2 separate regions of the Homo sapiens genome follow, and region 1 is linked to region 2. A link is an interaction called in ENCODE POLR2A ChIA-PET data of the cell type or tissue named here. Cell type or tissue: IMR-90. All regions are shown on one strand.

Region 1 (5,000 bases), 740 kb before region 2:
ACTGGAGACTATCTTTGTGAACTTATGATCTGGCAACAATTTATAGACAAAATGCAAAGAGTACTGACTATAAAGGGAAAAGTGGATAAACAGGACTTATCAAAATTCAAGACATTGGCCGGATGCGGTGGCTCATGCCTGTAATCCCAGCACTTTGGGAAGCTGAGGCGGGCGGATCCTCTGAGGTCAGGAGTTTGAGACTAGCCTGACCAACACGGTGAAACCCTGTCTCTACTAAAAATACAAAAATTAGCCTGGCGTGGTGACATGCACCTGTAATCCCAGCTACCCAGGAGGCTGAGGCAGGAGAATCGCTGGAACCCGGAAGGCAGAAGGCTGCAGTGAGCCAAGATTGTGTCACTGTACTCCAGCCTGGGCAACAGAGGAAGACTTTGTCTCAAAAAAAAAAAAAAAAAAAATTCAAGACATTAAAAAAAAAAAGTATAGCCACATACCAGGATAAAATATTCATGATAGCCAATAAACACATGAAAATATATGAAATACATTAGGGAAATGCAAATTAAAACTACAAAAAAAATCATATATCCATTAGAATTCCTAAGATTAAAACTACTCAGTGTCAGAGAGAAGGTAGAGCTATGGATTACTCACATATTGCTGGTGGAAAGTAAAATAGTACAACCACTTTGGAAAACTGGCAATTTCTCTTAAAGTTAAACATACACATAATCTTTGACCTAGCAATTCTAATTGTAGGTATTTACACACAAAAGTAAAAAGATGTCCAAAAAGTTGTGTAAAGAAATTGTTACTCCACTTAATTTATAATCATAAAAACTTGGAATTAATCCGAATGTCTTTCAACAGAAGCATAGATAAGCAAATTGTGGTATGTTCACACAATGAAATACTACTCAGCAAAAAAGGAACAAACTAAAAATACATGCAATCACATGAATGCATCTACCCAAGATATTTATATTATGCAATACATCCAGTTCAAGAATAGGCAAAACCGGGCCAGGCGCAGTGGCTCACGCCTGTAATCTCAGGACTTTGGGAGGCCGAGGCGGGCGGATCACGATGTCAGGAGATCGAGACCATCCTGGCTAACACGGTGAAACCCCGTCTCTACTAAAAAACACACAAAAAAATTAGTCAGGTGTGGTGGCGAGCGCCTGTAGTCCCGGCTACTGGGAACGCTGAAGCAGGAGAATGGCGTGAACCCAGGAGGCGGAGCTTGTGGTGAGCCAAGATCGCACCACTGCACTCCAGCCTGGGAGACAGAGCAAGACTCCATCTCAAAAAAAAAAAAAAAAAAAAAAAAGAAAATAGGCAAAACTAATTTGTGGGGATAATAATTGTTGTTCCTGGAAGAAGACAGTTTGACTAGGAAGGGGCATGAGAAAACTTTCTGGGCAGTGGTTTGTGTCTTGCTTGGGATATTGATAACAGGATCATACACATTTGTCAAAATTCATTTGTTGGTACACTCAAGATCTGTACCTCAATGACATAAAGTATAAAAAGAAGCTCTTCAAACCCCCAAATCTAGCATGTATGGTATGTCATATTTATGCAGTTGTATTTGTGTGTGCGCATATGAAGAAACCAGTTTGCTTGCCCACGTTAGAATCTACTCTTTTGAATTGGATTTGAATGAATTTTTTCAATGCCTTATAAATATCTAGATAAGACAGAAATCCAATGCCTTTTGACCAATGATCTCAACATGTCATATAGTTGAATTCGTAAGCCCAAATGTAGAACTGCTTGCAGAAAATCTGGGGCCTAGGAAAATGAAGCAGGTGCCCCAAATCTTGCATTTGGGAGCCTGCATGCTGTGAGCTTTGGGGAGGCAGGCAATAGAGGATACAATTATTTCAATTGAGCTAAAAAACAATCTAAGTAATAGCCCACGGCATATGAGAGCCATATAAGATCTCAGAGGTCTTCCAGGTCAGCCCACTAACTGTACAGGTGGAGAACTTGACACCCAGAGAGGTTAAATATTTGCCCAGGAACACACAGCTTGTTAGTGGAAAGCTCAGGCTAAAATCCAAATATCCTTACTCCTAACACCACGTGAAGTCACTGTATCTGTATGAGTCTTACAGCTGTAATTACTCACCATTTTCAAAGCAGAAGTGAATGGATGGACCGTCAAGACATTCAGTCTAAACGTTGTTGTTGTTGTTTTTTTTAATCTCCCCAACCACTTTCTGGCTTCCTTTGATATATATTCCAACCCAATTTAGACCAGAAAGGAGAGAGTGAGTAACTAACTGCTTGCCGGAGCCCATAACCCTTTAGGGCTGGGTCATGACTAAGAAAGAATTTTATTGCAAGGAAATTGCATTTCAGTTTCTTACAGCAACTTCCCTACAGAGGTTTTAAAATCAGACAGTGGAATGCAGTGCATCACTGAATGCAACTGGCATGCATCTATTCCATGACGTGAGCACAAAAATTCATTTGCGATTACTGTACTCATTGTAATAAGGTTGACTTTTTCTTTTTCTGGAAGGAATTTAAGGATCATTTACATTTTCAAGATACAAGCAAAATTTTACTCTCCAAATTATAACCTCATTTTTTGCAGTCATTGTGTAATTTTAGAAAACGTAGAGATCTTGCTTACATCCCAAATTTCCTTTGGAAGACTGAATTTGCAGTCTAATACTTTGCTTATATTTTAATGCAAACTAATTTTTTTTCCACAGTAGTGAAGGACTCCAGGGCTGTTGTGTATATGGGAACAGTGAACATCGGGGACCTGGAATTACCCAAATAATTTGCTCTCCAGAGGATTTCTGTTATTCTTGCACCCATGCCCTAGCCTATGCCCCAGCCATTCTGGACTGTTACAGAAAGAGACTTTTATGATTAGAATTGCAGTTTCCAGAGTTTATTTATTCACCGGGGAATGTTTGAGAGCCCTGTGAAAAATTATATCCACATCAGCCAGTTTTGGAGGACTCAAGGTGTCTTATAGTCCATAGGCAATCTCAGGTAGGTGAGCTCCAGAAAACTGCAAAGTCTTCTGATTCTCTTTTTTCCAATGCTTTTTGACCTCACCTTCCATGTTAATTAAAATGGAAGGGTTTTCCAGGACTTCCATGTTAATTTTCTATAAGCAGGTGTTGTGAAGAAGGCACATAAACAGAGAGAGGCTTAGCAGGGAATAGCAGGGGAGAAGAAGGAGGACCAAGAAACATAGGCTGGGAAGCATTCAACAAGACTGTTGAAAATGCAAACTGAAAAGTCTGGGGGGAAAATTAAAATATGAATTCATGTATTTCAGACTTTTCTGGGAAGCACCATTCTTGGAAAGTTCCCAAGATATATTAATTGAGCAACAGCTAGTTAGCTTTTTTGGAAAATGCATCAAAGTTGAACGACTTCCATTGTAGTTTATAATAAATGAACTTCTCTTTTGGAATGCTAATATTTGCCTTTCTTGTTTTTTAGTAAAAACAAGATGCTTGATTCTTGTTTTTTAATAAAAAAAATGCGTTCACATTTCTTGGTTTTTTCCTTTCCTCACCATGCCAAGATTTCTGATGTACCACAAAATCCAGTTTCATATGTCTGTCTTAATTCTACATGAACCACCTTATGTGCCCTGGTGCCAATGTGTTAAGAGCCATGAGTGACTTCATCTATTACTAACTTAGACTTCTATATGTGGGACTTGATGACATGTGGTACTCAGGAAAGCAGTCATTTGATTGATTCCATAGTGTAGCTGTGACAGTGTGGAAGCACTATGGGGCGTTTAGAGGCAGCATGAAGGCTGTATAAGCCTGAACAAAATGTACTGGCATAAATCCTCAGTAAATATTTATTAAGATCAATGGCTTCATACAATGTCCTCACGATAGCTTTTTGCTCTGTTAGAATTAAGATAAATTGTATTATTGATGTATTAGGACCTCCTCTTTGCTTTTAAAGCACAGGACAGTAGTTTTTTTTCTCATATAACTTATATACCTTCCTAGTCACCAGAAATGGCATCAAAATGCTTTCATATTCCTTTAATCTATGGCCAGTCTGCCATGGGTTGGTAACAACGACGTGACCTACAGAAATGTCTTACATAAGAGCCAGAATCAGATTGTGATGAATCATTTGACCTCTGCTTATGTGGCCAGTGTTAAGGTGTTAACAGTCAGTTCATAATCATATCCAACAGTTATCAATAAGTAATACCTCAGCTAGCACTGTAAAAATCAGTGAGGACTAAGTCTACACAGCTTTTCAGAGAGCATTACTAGGAGCTTGTGATGGAAAAGGGCACAGCAGACCCCCAAGACTAGAAGATGTTTATAGAATGCAAGATTATTGTCGGCCACTGATGAAAGAATACTTTTCTTCTCCCTGACATACTTTTTCAAAAATAAGTGGTTGCAAGCCTTATCTAGATCTACATTACCTTAGATATTCTTGAGTGCTATTTTGAGCATTTGGGTATATTTTCCATGATGCCCTCTTCCCCCAAACTGGTGTCCTTCAAAGGAAAGAATAAGATTTGGGGTTTTATTATATAGCCTGGATATAAAGAAAATTTAACCAGATAATTTAAAATAAAAACAAAGTATTTTAATAATTAAAAGAAAATAAAATAATTTTGTTCCCATTTCTGTGACAAAAAGAACGAATCAATACTGTCATATTTCTACTGTCTTTATCAGGTAAGTCATAAACTGATTGGTAAGTGTAGCTGGCTGCTACCAATTTAGTTGAAACTATGATCTGAATTACTGAATCAGCTCTGCTGAAGTCAAATCAGTTGTGTCAAAAGGAAACATTACCCTCCGCCCACCAAAAGAATAATAAACTGGCCGGGTGCAGTGGCTCACGCCTATAATCCCAGCACTTTGGGAGGCCGAGGCGGGCGGATCATGAGGTCAGGAGATCGAGACCATCCTGACTAACATGATGAAACCCCGTCTCTACTAACAATACAAAAAATTAGCTGGGCATGGTGGCGGGCGCCTGTAGTCCCAGCTACTCTGGAGGCTGAGGCAGGAGAA
Region 2 (5,000 bases):
GTCTTTAATCCATCTTGAGTTAATTTTTGTATAAGGTATAAGGAAGGGGTCCAGTTTTAGTTTTCTGCATATGGCTAGCCAGTTTTCCCAACACCATTTATTAAATAAGGAATCCTTTCCCCATTGCTTGTTTTTGTCAGGTTTATCAAAGATCAGATGGTTGTAGATATGTGGCATTATTTCTGAGGCCTCTGTGCTGTTCCATTGGTCTATATATCTGTTTTGGTGCCAGTACCATGCTGTTTGGATTACTATAGCCTTGTATTATAGTTTGAAGTCAGGTAGCATGATGCCTCCAGCTTTGTTTGTTGTTGTTGTTGTTGTTGTTGTTGTTGTTGTTTTGCTTAGGATTGTCTTGGCTATATGGGCTCTTTTTTCCTTCCATATAAAATTTAAAGTAGTTTTTTCTAATTCTGTGAAGAAAGTCACTGGTAGCTTGATGAGAATAGCACTGAACCTATAAATTACTTTGGGCAGTATGGCCATTTTCACAATATTGATTCTTCCTATCCATGAGCATGGAATGTTTTTCCATTTGTTTGTGTCCTCTCTTATTTCCTTGAGCAGTGGTTTGTAGTTCTCCTTGAAGAGGTCAATAATTCTCAATGCAATAATTCACAATATGCACTAATAGCACAATACCAAAATGTATTATGTAAAAATGGACAAAATTAGCAGGAAAATTTGACATAGCCACACTATCATTCAATACTTTAGTAATTGTTGATAACATAGTAACTGACTTAAAAAGCCTATAATAAATCAAAAAGGATGTAAAATATTTGAATGAGATGATTAACAAAATCAATCTAATTTACATATGTACATATATATATAAAACAGTAAACACATTTGAAAATATGCAGGTTATGCACCTCAGACCTTCACAAAAATGGAAATATGTGCATATAGACCATACTGCTGTTCTTAAGAAACCATATAAATAATGTTCCCTTACCACAGAGGAATTAAAGCTGAGATCAATAAAAATGGTAACTAGAAAATAGCCAAATATGTGCAAACTAAGCAACACATTTCTAAAGAACCCATGGGTCAAAGAAAAAAACTAAAGTGGAAATTAAAAAATATTTTTGAAGTAAAAATAACTAAAATATAGCATATCAAAATTTGCAGGGTATAGTAAAATCTTGTGCTTAAAGAAAAATTTATAGCTTTATATACATAGATTAGGAAAAAATGTAGGGCTAAAGATTCAATTACATTTCTCAAGAAGTTAGAAATAGCTGAGCAAATGTTATCCTGTTCTTTTACAAGTATTTCAAATCCTTGAGTTTTGAAAGAGCAGCCTTCTAAATTCACCTATGCTTTCAAAAGATGTTGTTGTTGTTGAGTTTAGAATGATGGGTTTTTCCTGTAGGAATTCACCATTAGTCAGTTTATTGGGTTTAATCAAAACATCCAATTTATATTTGAAATTTTTGCTGCATATTGTAAAACCGTTGTAGTATATGTGTCTTCAAGGAGCTTTAATGTGGATAATTTTTGTAGGTTGAAATGCTATCATAAATATTAATAAATGCTTTTAAAGCTCTGAGAAATCTGCCGATAAAAAGAGCAATATAAATGTAAGTTTGGTTTTTCTAACCATTTGCAATATTCAGAATAAAAGAGAAGAGAAAAACTGAAATATGAACTGAACAACAAAATTGGAGTGTTTACTTCTCTATTTTTAAAACAACTTGGACTCAGAGGAATAAAAGATAAGGGTTGGTGTAAAATTGGTTTCTCAATTCATGTATGAGAGTTCTAAAAATAAGCTAACTGGCTGAAGAGAAACATCAGAAGCTCTTAAAACAAGCAACTAATATTCCTCAAACTTGATTATAATGAGAAAGTAGATATCAAATATGGTCCAAACTCTGGTGACTGCATTGCTTATTGTTCATTCACCAATTAATTCATTGAACCATTTATTAATCCAACAGATCTCCATTCAGTGTCTATTCTTTGTCAGGCATTGTGCTATTGCTGAGATGCAACCATGAGCAAACCAAACATTTTGTTTCCTCCTGGTGTTTATAGTCCAGTAGAAGACAGCATTTAAATAGTCATATAAATAGATAGGTAAGCACAAACTGAGATTCAGTCTTAAAAGACAGACATGTAGGCCAGGTGTGGTGGCTCATGCCTGTAATCCCAGCACTTTGGGAGGCCCAGGTGAGTGGATCACCTGAGGTTGGGAGTTCAAGACCAGCCTGACCAATATGGAGAAACCCCGTCTCTCCTAAAAATACAAAAAATTAACCGAGCGTGGTGGCACATGCCTGTAATCTCAGCTACTCGGGAGGCTGAGGCAGGAGAATTGCTTGAACCTGGGAAGGGAGGTTGCAGTGAGCGCAGATCGTGCCATTGCACTCCAGCCTGGGTAACAAGAGTGAAACTCCATCTCAAAAAAAAAAAAAAAAAAAAAAAAACTGATGTGTAGGTGTTTTGTGATCAAAAAATTGGGGATTTACTCTAGGGAGTCAGGGAAAGCTTCCCCTAGCATGTCTTATGTGTGCCATGAGCTGCAGTTCATGATAAAGACTGACCAATTAGGTGAAGGCGAGAACTGGAGGGGAAGAACCTTCTAGCACAAGTTAAGGCTTTCCAGTAGGTGTGGGAGGGATCATTCGGGGACAGAATCAAAGCCAATGTGGCTGAACAAGGAGTTGGAGTGGGGAGTGTGCAGAGAGTGAGATGAAGTTTAAAGGTCAGCAGAAACCAGATCACAAGCATCAAATGCCTCATGGGCCATGTTAACAGTTTTGAATTCCTCCCTGGGAAAGGGCTGTAGCAGGGAAGTGACATGGCTAATTCAGCATTTTTAAGAATATCACTTTGCCTGTCGTGGGCCATGCAAACTGGATTCAGGAGACAAGTTATGATCTTGTTGTATCAGCATAAGTGAGAAGATGGGAGCTTGGAACAAGGTTCAGAGGACAACGCTGCCTCCTGGAAGCCAAAACTCTTTCCAATGTGAGTATACTTCTCTTTTCCAAATCTACTTTCAGTGATTACCACTCTGATAGGCAAATATTCTCACTATCATCTACCCAAATTATTCCTGGTCTTCCTTCTACCTTTGTTCCAATTGCTCCTTTCTTCACAAATGTCATCTTCTTCATTTACTTATACCACAACCATTTTATACATCCAAGCTCAAGTTCCATCTCCCCACTTCTTTAGATAATTCCCACCCACAGACACATAGTTCTTTCTCTACATTGACCATATGCTAGTACTTCCTTTTCCTCTTCCTGATGAAATTATAAGCTACTTAGGGAAGGAAATGTGTCTTACATTTCTCTGAATTCCCCTGTAAGACCAAGAACAAGGCTGGGATTAAGTGCAAAACACCCTTTAAACCTAATCAAATTTCACTGCAATGAAAAATGTCTAGTATATGGATGATAATTTGGAAAAATACTATGTTCCAAGTTGTACTAAAAACAAAAAGGCACTATATGAACATGAGGGTATTATAGAAGAATATTTTATAACAGGTAAAAATCCAAGGCATGTGCAGCTGGCTCCCTTAATTTCCAGATTACTCTATGAGCTTGCCTTTTAGTAAACATGTCCTTTCTGCCTTTTGTATATTCCTGCTCATACCAAAATGCAACAGCAGCACCCATGAACTTGGTCCTCAGTGGGACTTCCATTAGAACATCTTCAAAAGCAGGAGGAAAGCAGGTCTTGTTCTACACATGCCAGAGTATATTCCCACTGTGGCCCTACTACCACTGTTTTTCATCTGTTGGTCTTATAAAACTCTGACAGCAGAGTAAGAAAGGGTTTGAGAAGCAGGTCTTATGAGGACATACATTACCAAGAATGTACCTCCATATTCACTCTGTATATTAGCCCCACAAATCTTCAATAAAGCAACAACATGCTTGATATGCTTGAATTTTTTTGTGGAAGCTGGTGAAGAGGCTAAATTTTGTGGGACCTTAAAAAAGGGTCAGACCACATGTGCCCAAGATATAGTTCCAGGCTTCCCTGATACCAGCTAATGTACACTGAGCATGTCAGGCAAAAGGCAAAGTTATTTCAACCTGTTAGCTCTCCTAATCTTTATAACAACCCTGTGAATTAACTTGAATTGCTACAAATAACATGCCTGAGGCTCAGAGAATGGAGGTAACTCATTCAGCTCCAAAAAACCTAATAATGGGGCCAGGACTCTGACCAAGGTTTGTCTGATTACTGAATTGGAACCTGAATTTCAATTTTAGAGCTCCCCAACCAGTTACCATGCATTGACTATCCATGTACTAGGAGCATCTAAGCAGGGCCTTGGATGGCTGAGCTCCTCTGATATTTCCAAACCAGGCTTTGCTTACAGTGTAAACATTCTCTTTTTTCTTGTTAGTGTCACCAACCTGAGGCTTCTCTGTTGTAACTCAGTTGTCTCAGGAACTTCCATGGTTACTCAGTGTTCTCCCAGGTAAGTAGAAATTCTCCAGCCTGGCATTCAATAACCTCAACAACGTTAGGGAGGTGGAAGAGCATTGGATTTCAAAATCAGGTTTCTGCATCTCAGAGATCAGAGTTGGATTCTGGTTTCCCCACCTGACAGATGTGTGATGTTGAGCTACTTAGTTAACCTTTCAGTGCCACTGATTTATAGTTTTATATAACTCCTAGGCATTTCCTGATTATTAAATGAGAGAGAACATACGCAAGCATTTTACACAATTCCTGGCATAGAATAAAATGCCAAAAACTTTGCTGCCTCTGCTATTATTTTGTCCTATAGACCCACACCTCTTTAAACAAAGCTGGGCAGTTTGCTGGTTATTTATCATGGCTTGTGCTTCTTCATTGTCATAGATTGTATTTGAGGGCAAGTAGTTTATTTGGGAAGTGATCCCAGGAAGCATCCATCAGGAGAACAGAGAAATAAGGCAGAAAAGGGAAGAGAACCAATATAAAGTTAATGAATATTAGCCAGTCTTGGTAACTGAGGTGCAGCCCCACTGAGTGTCTTCAGG

Evidence for each region. Peaks named below come from ENCODE experiments on the same cell type or tissue, not always from the same donor. Only the 100,000 strongest peaks of a DNase experiment are listed, where the experiment ranks them.
Region 1: POLR2A ChIA-PET joins it to region 2 with 5 read pairs; 5 of 35 experiments call an interaction of 5 or more read pairs at or near these places.

Annotation. Positions count from the first base shown.
Region 1 is chr2:150,493,510-150,498,509 of GRCh38, reverse strand. No RefSeq gene overlaps it. Among named protein-coding and RNA genes, the nearest start is that of RND3, 8.3 kb to the right of the region's middle. In IMR-90, no CTCF peak of the experiment used is centred here; a DNase peak (open chromatin) is centred at 2,379; H3K4me3 peaks cover 636 bases; H3K27ac peaks cover 2,140 bases.
Region 2 is chr2:149,749,096-149,754,095 of GRCh38, reverse strand. All of the region lies in intron 2 of MMADHC-DT (MMADHC divergent transcript), which reads right to left. It overlaps LOC105373680 (a long non-coding RNA gene), which reads left to right and starts at 4,379. Exons shown (of 2, transcript XR_923464.3): 1 at 4,379-4,453. In IMR-90, no CTCF peak of the experiment used is centred here; no DNase peak of the experiment used is centred here.